Regions from separate parts of the Homo sapiens genome. Here regions 2 and 3 are each linked to region 1. Evidence: read pairs that join two places in POLR2A ChIA-PET (ENCODE). Cell type or tissue: PC-9. All regions are shown on one strand. Region 1 overlaps CSPG4 (chondroitin sulfate proteoglycan 4). Region 2 has its middle 16 kb from the start of PTPN9. Region 3 has its middle 27 kb from the start of C15orf39.

Region 1 (4,000 bases):
AGAGCCTCCCCATTGGATCAGATCTGGCTGCTGGTCTTACCCTCCTCTGCTTCCCTCTCTTGTCCTCACTGGAGTCCCCTGGGGAAGGAACCCATGTCAGAACCCATCCCTCCAAACCTGCAGCGGATGTGGGGGTCTTTGCAAGAGTGAGAGCTGAAGTGGAATAGAAAACCCTGGGACAGGGCTCGAGGTCTGACCCCTCTTCCAGCTCAGCCACCAGCTCACTGTATGATCTTGGTCTGGGCCCTGCCTCTCCCATTTTAGTGTCCCCTAATTAAAGGGTGAGGGGAAGACTTCAGTCAGGACTTACACTGTGTCATGTGTCTTCTAATCACCAGGGACCTTGTTAAAACACAGTCTGATTCAGCTACTCTGGGGTAGGGCCTGAGAGTCTTCATTTCCAACAAGCTCCCAGGTAATGCCGGTGCTGCCAGTTCATGGACTCCACTTTGAGCAGCAAAGACTTAGGCAACTCATTGCATTTGAGTCTGCAAGACCCAGAGACTGTGTCTCTTGGGTCCTTTGCAATCTCACGAGGCATCAGAAGGAAGCCTTGGGATTAGCTCCAGGCTCTGGACTAACAGAGCACGGATCTCAGGTTGGCAGGCAGGGGAACTATCCTAGTCCCCTGCTGAGGCTGTGTTTGGGTAAAAAAGTCCTTCTTGGCAACTGGGCGATTTAATCCAGGGTTGCTTCTGTCTCTAGGGGCTCACAGGACATCTGGAACATGAAGGAACACAACACAACCCACCAATTATCTTGGTGGCCACAGAGGGCCCTCCAAGGAGCTGATGCCCTTTGTGAGGCTAGTAGCCATCAGTTAAATACTGTAATCCATTACACTGAGAATAGAAATGTAACCAGGATGTAGCTGAACATGCCCAGCTTTAGCTGCCATGTGGCTGGGCCTTCCATGGAAAGGACCAGCCTTCTCTAAGGAGAGGAGGAAGCAGACAGAGGCAGTGAGCCCTCCCACTCTGCGCTTCCCCTCACTGGCCTGCTCACACCGCTGGGTGAAGGCACATGTCAGGGTTAGGTAGTTATTCAATGGTATGCCTGCGGCTCTTCAGGAAGGGCTGATTGGATTCCTATCTACATCTTCCACTGCATTTTTGGCACAAAATGCTCTGGCTATTGCCTGACCAATCTTAGCGGTAACTCCACAGGGATGGCGTTACCTATGAGAGGCCCTAGGGTCGGAGTGGAGCTGTGTAGAGGAGCCCAGCGGGTCTGGTTCTCTACCTTGGTCCCAACTATTTACCAGGGCTTCCCGACATCTTACGGCCAGGAATGGGAGATCCAACCAGAGAGGTCTGGAGTTCTGCCCAGGAAGAACCTCCACCTCTTTGAGATCTGGAATCTTCAGGGCCTGGAGGAAGATGCCAGCAGCCCTGGCAGTTCTCATTGGTCAGGGGAGGTCGGTGTGGGGTGGCAGAAGCACTTCTCTGGCTTCCTATTGGGGGATGAGTGTGCAAGCTCAGTGGGCTCCCTGGCTGCCAGAGCAATCTGCTTAAAGGACTGGCTTCTAGGATGCAGGGAAGGGCTCAGAGGGAGCCCCTTCTCTAGCACCTGAGAGACTAAGCCACTTAGGGTGGTGGGCAGGGTTTCTAAGCTGGGGTCCTGGGGATCTGGGCCCCTCTGGCAACTCCTACCCTGTCCCCTTCCCCCACCAGTGGGCTCACTTTGCAATTCTGCTGATGTCAGCTTGAGTGCCTTAATGGGCAGAAAATCCTGACTCCTTTGCCCGACTAGGCTAGCTGGGACTGCAGGGGGCCCCAGGTAAGGAGCATATACTTCTGAAATTTGTGTGTGCCCCCGCGTATGCGTTTGTGTCTTAGGTAGGTAGGTATTTATCTCTGTGTTGTGTGTCTGAAGGTCATGCATGAGCCTGTGTTCATATACACAATGGCGTGCACAAAGGCACATTATGGATTTGTGTATGTTTGTTTGTGTGGAGAGGGTCAGGAGCTCCCAGACATTCCTGAACACTTGCACATGGGTTGGCTGTTATCTCCAGCGCCTGGGAGGAACTGGCTCCTTAAAGGAGGGGGATGGTGAGTTACTTTGTAAAGTGGAGACAAGCCCCTTAAGCCCTGGGGAAAGGGATTTACATAAACCAAGGTCCCACGTTTAGGTTGGGTTCTCAGCTCTGGTGTGCCCATGAAAGACCCTCTCCCAGGTCCTAGCAGAGCTGCTGGCACAGTGCCCTGGGTGCCAGCCCACTGTCCTGCATGGGCTCAGAGGAGCTGGAACGGTGTCAGCTGGTGCCAGCTCCCTGGGGGCAGGGCAGGCCGGGCCAGGCTATGTGAACAGAGTGTGTCCTCAGTCCTCTGGGGGAAATCGGAGACCAGGCCAGATCCTGCCTGCTGGGTCTCTCACCCTCTTCTCAGCTTACACTTCCAGGGAAACTGGTCACCCTGGGTAGAGACTTGCTCCAGATATCAGGGCCCTGAGGCTCCAGCCTGAGCTCCTGGGAGGGGATGTGGTGTAGAGACACCCTTGGCCAGGCCCCTGCCTCAGGCTGGCCTGGGGCGCCAGAGAGACCAGGCTTGTAGAAGGAACGGAGCAGGCTCACGCGGAGCCCTGTGCACGGTGAGCTCAGGGTGCAGAGGGATCTCTGGGGCCCTGGTCACCCTCCCTGGGGAGTCCTGCTTTTCAGTGTGGCAAGAAGCGCCTTGCTGTGTGACAGCCCTCTTCCCCTCCCTGACTCTTAGTCTCCCCTGGGTCCTCTGGGGGCCCTAACAGCAGGATGTACCTGGCCTCCTGCCCGAAGCCTCTCAGAGTGGAGGAGGACCTAGGAGGCTGGACACTGAGATGCGAGAGGCGTCATAGGAGGGGCGGTCCAGGGGCAGGGTGGGGAGGAGACTTCTCTTGCTCATTCCTGGTTCAAATGTTTCAGATGTTGGGATGCAGGGAAGAGGTGACTCTGGTCCCCAGATGCAGGTCAGCTGCCAGAGGCTGGCCAGGGCTTCCCACCCACTGACCCTGGCTGCACTCAGAGGCCTCTCACATTTCTCTTCCTCTCTTCAGTCTACTGTCAGGGCCAGGCATATCCCCTGGGACCCAGAATCTGTCTCCATTGCCCCCAACCCTGCGACACCCTCAAGAGAGGTCTAGAGGGTGGTGACTCAGTAACTCAGAGAGGGCCTTCTGGAGATGCCGCGGCCTCAGAACCCCTCTGTAACCCAATGCTGGCCTCTCAGGCCACGTGCGGGGATGCCTGGCTTTTCTGAATCCTTGCTGCTTCCTCTGGCTTTGAGAAGCAGCACACTTGGTCCTCCTGTTGGGAGGGTGGACACCAGCAGAAGCCTTCCTTGTAAAAGTTTCTAGGAGGCACCTGTGGTGGTTCTCCTCCCCCTCCCCCTTGGTACCATGTCCCAGCCTTGGGATCCCCAAGTCCCCCCACTCCCTTCACTTTGCTGCTGCAACCCCTTGAGAGGTGGCTGGGGAAGGACAGGGGTATGGAGGTCGAAACTCAGGCTAATAAATCTAGGGTGGGGAGCATTTATTTTAATTTTTGTCTTGCAGCTCTTTGTAGAGGACCTAGCCTTTCTCTACTGAACTGAAGGGGTTTGGTCCCATCACCCGAAGACTGGCCCACCTGCCCACACAGGTGGGGGCACAGGAGGTCTGGGAGGCCCCAGGAGGTGGAAGTTCAGAGGCCTGCCTGGCCCTGTCCATCCCACTGGCTGAGGCCAGGCCGGAGGGCCGACCCCAGGGGCCCTCTGTATGCAAGCCGACGCAGACAAGGGCCCAGTGCATAGTTAAGACACAAACACCACACAGCTGTCCAGAGCCTCCAAAGCACTGTTTATCCAGGCTCCATGGAACCAAGTGCCCCCAGCTGCCTGCCCTAGTCCTCAGGGGGGCACTGGCACCGCAGTGGCCTCGGCCTGAGACCCTCGATGAGCCCCAGCCTAACCTGCTCCAAAGCCACTGACACATGCATGTTTAGCCCTTGGCCCATCAAGATGGGGCCCTGGGAATGAACTGGCTGCAG
Region 2 (4,000 bases), 78 kb before region 1:
TGGCCAGCTGGTCTCGAACTCCTGACCTCATGATCCACCCGCCTCGTCCTCCCAAAGCACTGGGATTACAGGCATGAGCCACTGCGCCCAGCCCACATCTTGATATTTTTGAATGCTAGCTTGAAGGACCTATTTCAGAGTGCCCCTTACATTTTTTTTTTTTCTTTTTGAGACGGAGTCTTGCTATGTCGCCCAGGCTGGAGTGCAGTGGCCTGATCTCAGCTCACCGCAAGCTCTGCCTCCCAGGTTCACGCCATTCTCCTGCCTCAACCTCCCGAGTAGCTGGGACTACAGGCGCCCGCTACCACGCCTGGCCAATTTTTTGTATTTTTAGTAGAGATGGGTTTTCACCGTGTTAGCCAGGATGGTCTCGATCTCCTGACCTCGTGATCCGCCCGCCTCGGCCTCCCAGAGTGCTGGGATTACAGGCATAAGCCACCGCGCCTGGCCTCCACCTGGTCATATTTCTTTAGAGATTATCAAACTACCTCTTGCCACCTGTTTTAAAGATGGTTGTGTTGGCTGGGCATGGTGGCTCATGCCTGTAATCCCAGCACTTTGAGAGGCTAAGGTGGGCAGATCACTTGAGCTCAGGAGTTTGAGACCAGCCTGGGCAACACGGCGAAACCTTGTCTCTAAAAAAAAAATACGAAAATTAGCCAGGCGTGGTGGCTCATGCCTGTAATCCCAGCTACTTGAGAGGCTGAAGCAGGAGGATCACTGGGAGGTCAAGGCTGCAGTAAGCTATTATTGCACTACTGTACTCCAGCCTGAGCAACAGGGTGAGCCCCTGTCTCAAAAAAGGAAAAAAAAAAAAAGATGGTTGTGTTATAGGTTGCTATGACTGCATATTTGTTTTCTAGCCAGCCCTCTAAACAGCACCCAGTTTCTTTTTTTTGTTTGTTTCTTTTCTTTTCTTTTCTTTTTTTGAGACGGAGTTTCACTCTTATTTCCCAGGCATGGAGTGCAATGGCGCAGTCTCGGCTCACCACAACCTCTGCCTCCTGGGTTCAAGTGATTCTCCTGCCTTAGCCTCCCAAGTAGCTGGGATTATAGGCATGCACCACCACGCCCCACTAATTTTGTATTTTTAGTACAGACGGTCAGGCTGGTCTCTCCATGTTGGTCAGGCTGGTCTCGAACTCCCGACCTCAGGTGATCCACCTGCCTTGGGCTCCCAAAGTGCTGGGACTACAGGCGTGAGCCACTGCGCCCAGCACCCAGTTTCTTTTTATTGTAGAGTCATCTTCCCATGCAATATATTTGAGTGATGCTATAGTCTGGGATAATTGCCCTCCCTTAGTCAAGTGTCAGGCTCATAACTCAAGATGGGCCAATCACATTCTCCTCCCACCTCAGCTCCCAAGTAGCTGGGACTACAGCCAGCACGCCTGGCTATTTTTGTATTTTTTGTAGAGACGGGGTTTCGCCATGTAGCCCGGGCTGGTCTTGAACTCCTGGGCTCAAGTGATCCACCCATCTTGGCTTCCTAGAGTGTGGGATTACAGACGTGAGCCATCACACGGTCCCTAACTGATACTATTGCCATGGCCTACCTTGCTTGCCTTGGCAGGAGGGCCAGCTTGGCATGAGTTAGCAAAGAACCACTATTTGAGATCACCTATTTTATCTCAAGTACTGCTGGAACCCATGCACCTAGAAAAGACCAGGGTTTTCAACCAGTAGATCCAGAATAAGCAGTCTTATTGAATCAAAGGATATATCAGCCAAAATAATCAACAAGCACAACTTGATATTTTTTAATGGTAGCTTGAAGGACCTATCTCAGAGTGCCCCTTACATTTTTAACTAAGAAGCCAGTATTATCTATTGATCACTGAATAGCAGTGTGTCCCCTGGTCGTATTTCTCTCACTCTCTCTGTCTTTTTTTGTTGTTACAAAAACTGCCAGCTCTCACAGTGATTTTACCACACCTATGTATTTACAATCTTTTTTTTTTTTTATTTTTTATTTTTATTTTTTTTAGACTGAGTCTCACTCTGTCGCCCAGGCTGGAGTGCAATGGCGTGATCTCGGCTCACTGCAACCTCTGTCTCCTGGGTTCAAGCGATTCTCCTGCCTTAGCCTCCTGAGTAGCTGGGACTACAGGCGTGTGCCACCACACTCAGCTAATTTTTTGTATTTTTAGTAGAGACGGGGTTTCACCATGTTAACCAAGATGCTCTTGATCTCCTGACCTTGTGCTCCTCCCGCCTTGGTCTCCCAAAGTGCTGGGATTACAGGCGTGAGCCACCGCGCCCGGCCTACAGTCTGAGAAAAGTCATGCTGAGTTCCAGTGGCTGCACTGGAAGAGTTTGTGTCACCCTAATCCACTTGTGTTTGGCAGTGATTTATCCACATTTGCTATTTCTCCACTTGGTCATTTCTCATTAATGTCTAAACCTACTGAAACCTGACTTCTGTTCCTGCCACTTCAAGTCCTCTCAAAGGACTACTGGTCTCCTGTTTTCCAAATCTGAGGGACATTTCCCCAGCTTTTTCTTACCTGACTTCAGCTGCCATCTATGTGCTGATACCTCCAGACCTGTATCTATCTACTTGCCATTCATCTCCAGTCACCTTAATACTCAGCATGTCCCAAACTGAACTCAATACCTTTCCTCCTCAATCCCCCTCAACTGTGCTTTTCCTGGGATCCTTGTCCTTGTTAGTGGCACTCAGTCACCCATATTAGGAATCTAGGAATCATCACAATGATGATTCCATTTCTTATATTTCACAGCTAGTGAGTCACCATGTCCTTTAATTCCCACCTCTCTCTTCATTTCCTCTACAACCTTAATTCAGGCCTTCATCATCTCTCTCATAGGGTACTGCCAGATCCTCCTACCTAGTTTCCCTGCCACTAGTCTTTTCCCCTTTGAATCCATCCCTGCCATAGCAGAGTGATCCTTTCTAAAAATATAGGTTTGATCATGTTACTTCAAGGATGTACCATTGACTGCAAGATACATGTGAAGCTTCTCATCCTGCCATGCAAGTTCATTCATGACCTGACCTTAGTATATCTCTCCAGCCTCATAAATTACCTTGCCTCCTTTGCTGCCTACTTTTCAGTGATGCTGTTTTACAGTTCTGTGTATAAATGCATCTGTTTCATACTTTTCCCCTACACCATCCCCGCTCACTCTGACTTCATTCACCTGGTGGATATACCTATTCGTCTTTGAAGGACTCCATTCAAAAGACACCTGTTTGAACATTTTCCTCTGCAGGTAGAGTAGCCATTCTTTGTGCCCTCCCCATCCATACAGCCAGCTCTCACAGTGATTATAATATTTTATCACACTTATGTATTTACATATATATTTCCCAAACTCAGGGAATAGTCCACAGACTACCGTTACTTTGGATACCAGTTGCAAGTTTGGGGAACCCTAAGACTACCCTCTGGTTATATAATTCGCCACAAGGACTCACAGACCTCATTGAAAGCTGTTATAGTCTCTGGGCGCAGTGGCTCACCCCTGTAATCCCAGCTACTCAGGAGGGTGAGGCAGGAGAATCGTCTGAACTGGGGAGGCGGAGGTTGCAGTGAGCCGAGACTGTGCCACTGCACTCCAGCCTGGGCAACACAGCAAGACTCTATCCCAAAATAAAAAAAAAAAAATCAAGTTGTGATTGTTGATAATTTTGGCTGATATATCCTTTGATTCATGCAGCTGTCCCCAGAGTGTGTGTGCCTGTAGTGCCTGTGTGCGCCCTTTGGGGAAGTAGTCCTTCCAGACCTGATTATTTCTGAACAGAGTATGGCCAAGTCACTATTGACACTAGCATGCATAGCTTCTGAACTGATATGGTTGGCTGCTGATAGCACAGACTAGAGCACTCAGAAAATTATCAAACAGAGACTAAATGTTTAGGCACTTAAAACATGCTCCTTGGCAAGAGGAACACAATGTTCCTATTACAGAATTGACCTAAATTCAGGAAAGAGCTTATTGATGTAGGCAAATGCTTGAATCTGCAGCCAGCAGG
Region 3 (4,000 bases), 500 kb before region 1:
CTTTTTTTTTTTTTTTTTGAGATGGAGTCTCACTCTGTCACCCAGGCTGGAGTGCCGTGGTGCAATCTCGGCTCACTGCAACCTCCGCCTCCCGGGTTCAAGCAATTCTCCTGCCTTAGCCTCCTGAGTAGCTGGAATTATAGGTGCATGCCATCACGCCTGGCTAATTTTTGTATTTTTAGTAGAGACAGGGTTTCACCATGTTAATCAGGCTGGTCTCGATCTCCTGACCTCAGCTGATTCACCCGCCTCGGCCTCCCAAAGTGCTGGGATTACAAGCATGTGCCACCATGCCCAGCCAACCTGCCCACCCATTCTTATCTCACTTGGATAACACATATAGTAAGGCCCCCTTCAGTGCAGCCCACAGACAGAGCCCTGCACTTGGAAGGGCCCAACCAAGCTTGGTTGAATGCACTAGGACCAAGCAGTACTTTGAAATTCTTCGTAATTTAACTTTGAATTTGTCTTTTTTTTTTTTTTTTTTTTGAGACAGAGTCTTGCTCTGTCACCCAGGCTGGAGTGCAGTGGCGCAATCTTGGCTCACTGCAACCTCTGCCTCCTGGGTTCAAATGATTATCCTGCCTCAGCCTCTGAGTAGCTGGAGCTGGGATTACAGGCACGTGCCACCATGCCCGGCTAATTTTTGTATTTTCAGTAGAAACGGGGTTTCACCATCTTGGCCAGGCTGGTCTTGAACTCCTGACCTCAGGTGATCCACCTGTCTCGGCCTCCCAGAGTGCTGGGATTACAAGTGTAAGCCATCATGCCCAGCCAAATTTGTCTTTTGTAAGTGAAGTCCAATGGGGTCATGTAGCACGTGCTGAGGGCTTGGAATCTTGGCCTGAAGCATGGTCATGCCTCCTGCCACCTCCATGCTTCCCTGGAATGAGTTCTTGGCTATCCACTCCCTCAACCTCTGGTGCCCCAGTGCCACCCAGCCCCCTTGTCACCCCTGCCCTGCAACACTGCCACCCTTTGCTCCCTTGAGGGCCTGGGTGGGGGTGGGTGCGCCAGGGCCAAGTACATGCACCCCACAGTGTCAGAGCGGACAGGTGGTGGCCGTCCTGTCCCAGGCTGGCAGCAATATGCCATGTTCAGTGGGTGGCTTAGGGAGGGTGAGCCTCTCTCCACTCCTATCCCAGTCCCTAGTGCCTCCTGGCTACGAGGTTGGGACATAGTTGGGACTGTGGGCCTTTAGGAAGGGAAGATGCCTGCCTCTACTTCCCAATAAGTCTGTCTGGTGGCTGCTGGAACGGGGAGCCTGGTAGTTACTAGGTTCCACATGTGCCACCTCCCCGATCTGTGAAGGTCCGCTCTTGCCCTGTGCGTGTCCCGAGCTGGAGGGAGTAAGAACATTAAGTGTAAATTACCAAAAAACGCAACACCATGACAGGTTGTGAGAGGCATCATGGAAAAAAGGGAAGACATTCCCCCATGCATTTTGAACAGGGAACCTGCAATTTCATTTTGTATTGGGCCTTGCAAATTATATAGCAAATCCCACAGGCAGTGCTGTGTTGTGGCCTGCCAGCTCTCACTAGGTCACAGTTCACTTTCTGTGATGTCATGTTGGTAGCTTTGAAATGGCCACGGTGGGCCGGGCGCGGTAGCTCACGTCTATAATTCCAGCACTTTGGGAGGCTGAGGCTGGTGGATCATCTGATGTCAGGAGTTCGAGACCAGCCTGGCCAATGTGGCGAACCCGTCTCTACTAAAATACGAAAATTAGCTGGGTGTGGTGGTGGACGCTTGTAGTCCCAGCTACTCAGCAGGCTGAGGCAGGAGAATAGCTTGAACCCAGGAGGTTGAGGTTGGAGTAAGCCAAGATCTTGCCATTGCACTCCGGCCTAGGCAACAAGAGCGAAACTTGTCTCAGAAAAAAAGAAAAAAAGAAATGGCCATGGTGAGTATTAACAGCACGGAAATAGGGCAAACACTGCAAAACAGAACTTTTATTTTATTTTATTTTATTTTAGATGTAGTCTCACTCTATTGCCCAGGCTGGAGTGCGGTGGTGTGATCTCAGCTCACTGCAACCTCTGCCTCTCAGATTCAAGTGATTCTCCTGTCTCAGCCTTTTGAGTAGCTAGGACTACAGGTGCGTGCCACCTTGAACACCCAGCTAATTTTTGTATTTTTAGTAGAGATGGGGTTTCACCATATTGATCAGACTAGTCTTGAACTCCTGACCTCAGGTGATCCACCTGCCTCGGCCTCCCAGAATGCTGGGATTATAGGCATGAGCCACTGCGCCTGGCCTAGAACTTTAAAAAAATGTATGTAGAGCTGGTTTTTAACATTTACCAGCATAGCACTGTATAGAGTACCCAATAAAAGTCGGAAACTTCTTATCCTTGTTAATTTAATTGGTTAAATAGGGCAGGCCCAAACTTCTAGGAAGACAGTGCAGAGGCATGGAAGGAAGGCTAAGGAAGAAAACAGCTTAGTAAGTGCCAGGCACTGGTCCAAACCATTTCACCACCTTTTCAGGAATGAGGAAATAAGCTCAGAAAAGTAGTGGGACTCAACCAAAACCACACATCAGGCCAGCTACTGAGCTAACATTCGGACCCAATGTCCTAGCTCTTCTCACAGCAAAAGGAGAGGTGTTCTTTTTAAAACTAGAGATAGGGTCTCACTATGTTGCCCAGGTTGTTCTCAAACTCCTGGGCTTAAGCAATCCTCCTATCTTGGGCTCCCAAAGTGCTGGGATTACAGGCATGAGCCACCATGCCCAGAGAGGTTCTTTAGAGTCACATGTCTCTCTCTCTCTCTTCCTTTCCTTTCTTTCTTTTTTTTTCTTTTTTTTTCTTTCTTTCTTTTTTTTTTTTTTTGAAACGGAGTCTCACTCTGTTGCCCAGGCTGGAGTGCAATGGCACAATCTCGGCTCACTGGCAACCTCCACCTCCCAGGTTCAAGCAATTCTCCTGCCTTGCCCTCCCAAGTAGCTGGGACTATGACTATAGGCACATGCCACCACGCCTGGCTAATTTTTGTATTTTTAGTAGAGATGGGGTTTCACCACGTTGGCCAGGCTGGTCTCGAACTCCTGACCTCAGGTGATCCACCTGCCTTAGCCTCCCAAAGTGCACAGGGCCTCGCACAGGGTTCTGAACTCCAGGAATAAACTGGGGCTCAGGAGTAGGCAGGAGGGGGGCTGGCGAAGGACCTAGAAGTTCCCACCCTGGGCTCTTGATCTCTTGCAGTAACTTCACAGCCTGAGGCAGAAGCCTAGATGAATGAGAAGCAGGACAGAATGTTCCAGCAGCCACCAACTAGAGCAGAGACACAAATATTTACTAAGCCTAGGGGCCTCCCCAACATGCCGGCAGAGTTGGAGGGAACAAGTGTATGAGGCCTCTCTCTGTAAGGGCAGGGAATACATGGCAGGGAGAAGCCCCATGGAGAGGTCTCCCCTGACTCCAGCCTATCCGTCACATTGGTATATGAGTCCCTCACACCCTCAAGTATGTAAAGCCAGTCACAAAGCACCTTCTCAGCCATGGGCAGCGTGGGGAGCTGATCTCCATCTTATAAATGAGGAAACTGAGGCCCACAGAGGGAAGATAACATACCCAAAGCCAGAGGGCTGGGAAATGCTAGAGTCTGCAGTGGAAGGCTGGACTGGAAATGCTGCCCCCAATACCAGTAGTCTCCAATCCTGCATCTGCCCACCACACCCCCTCCCCAGGAACTTCTCTTGACCCTGGCTGGCCTCCTCCCTGACTGACCCCCAGACCCTCTTCTTTGGTGAGATCTTTTGCACCCTTACTTCCTGCAGCTCCCGGGCTGTTCTCTTCCCAGGTTAACCTCCCCTTTCTTCTTTTTTTTGAGACAAGGTCTCACTCTGTCACCCAGACAGGAGTGCAGTGGCACGATCATGGCTCATTACAGCCTTGACCTCCAGGGCCCAAGCAATCCTCCCATGTCAGCCTCTCAGGTAGCTGGGACCACAGGCATGTGCCACATTTTTAATTTTTGGTAGAGATGGTGGTCT

The links. ChIA-PET counts read pairs that join two places held together with the same protein. Peaks named below come from ENCODE experiments on the same cell type or tissue, not always from the same donor. Only the 100,000 strongest peaks of a DNase experiment are listed, where the experiment ranks them.
Region 2: POLR2A ChIA-PET joins it to region 1 with 5 read pairs; 4 of 35 experiments call an interaction of 5 or more read pairs at or near these places.
Region 3: POLR2A ChIA-PET joins it to region 1 with 6 read pairs; 1 of 35 experiments calls an interaction of 5 or more read pairs at or near these places.

Annotation. Positions count from the first base shown.
Region 1 is chr15:75,670,834-75,674,833 of GRCh38, forward strand. CSPG4 (chondroitin sulfate proteoglycan 4) reads right to left here. Exons shown (of 10, transcript NM_001897.5): 10 at 3,489-4,000. Among named protein-coding and RNA genes, the nearest start is that of SNX33, 25 kb to the left of the region's middle. RefSeq lists an enhancer at 3,485-4,000. In PC-9, no CTCF peak of the experiment used is centred here; DNase peaks (open chromatin) are centred at 1,958 and 2,418; H3K4me3 peaks cover 785 bases; H3K27ac peaks cover 2,644 bases.
Region 2 is chr15:75,593,133-75,597,132 of GRCh38, forward strand. No RefSeq gene overlaps it. Among named protein-coding and RNA genes, the nearest start is that of PTPN9, 16 kb to the left of the region's middle. In PC-9, no CTCF peak of the experiment used is centred here; no DNase peak of the experiment used is centred here.
Region 3 is chr15:75,173,315-75,177,314 of GRCh38, forward strand. No RefSeq gene overlaps it. Among named protein-coding and RNA genes, the nearest start is that of C15orf39, 27 kb to the right of the region's middle. In PC-9, no CTCF peak of the experiment used is centred here; a DNase peak (open chromatin) is centred at 2,477; H3K27ac peaks cover 1,923 bases.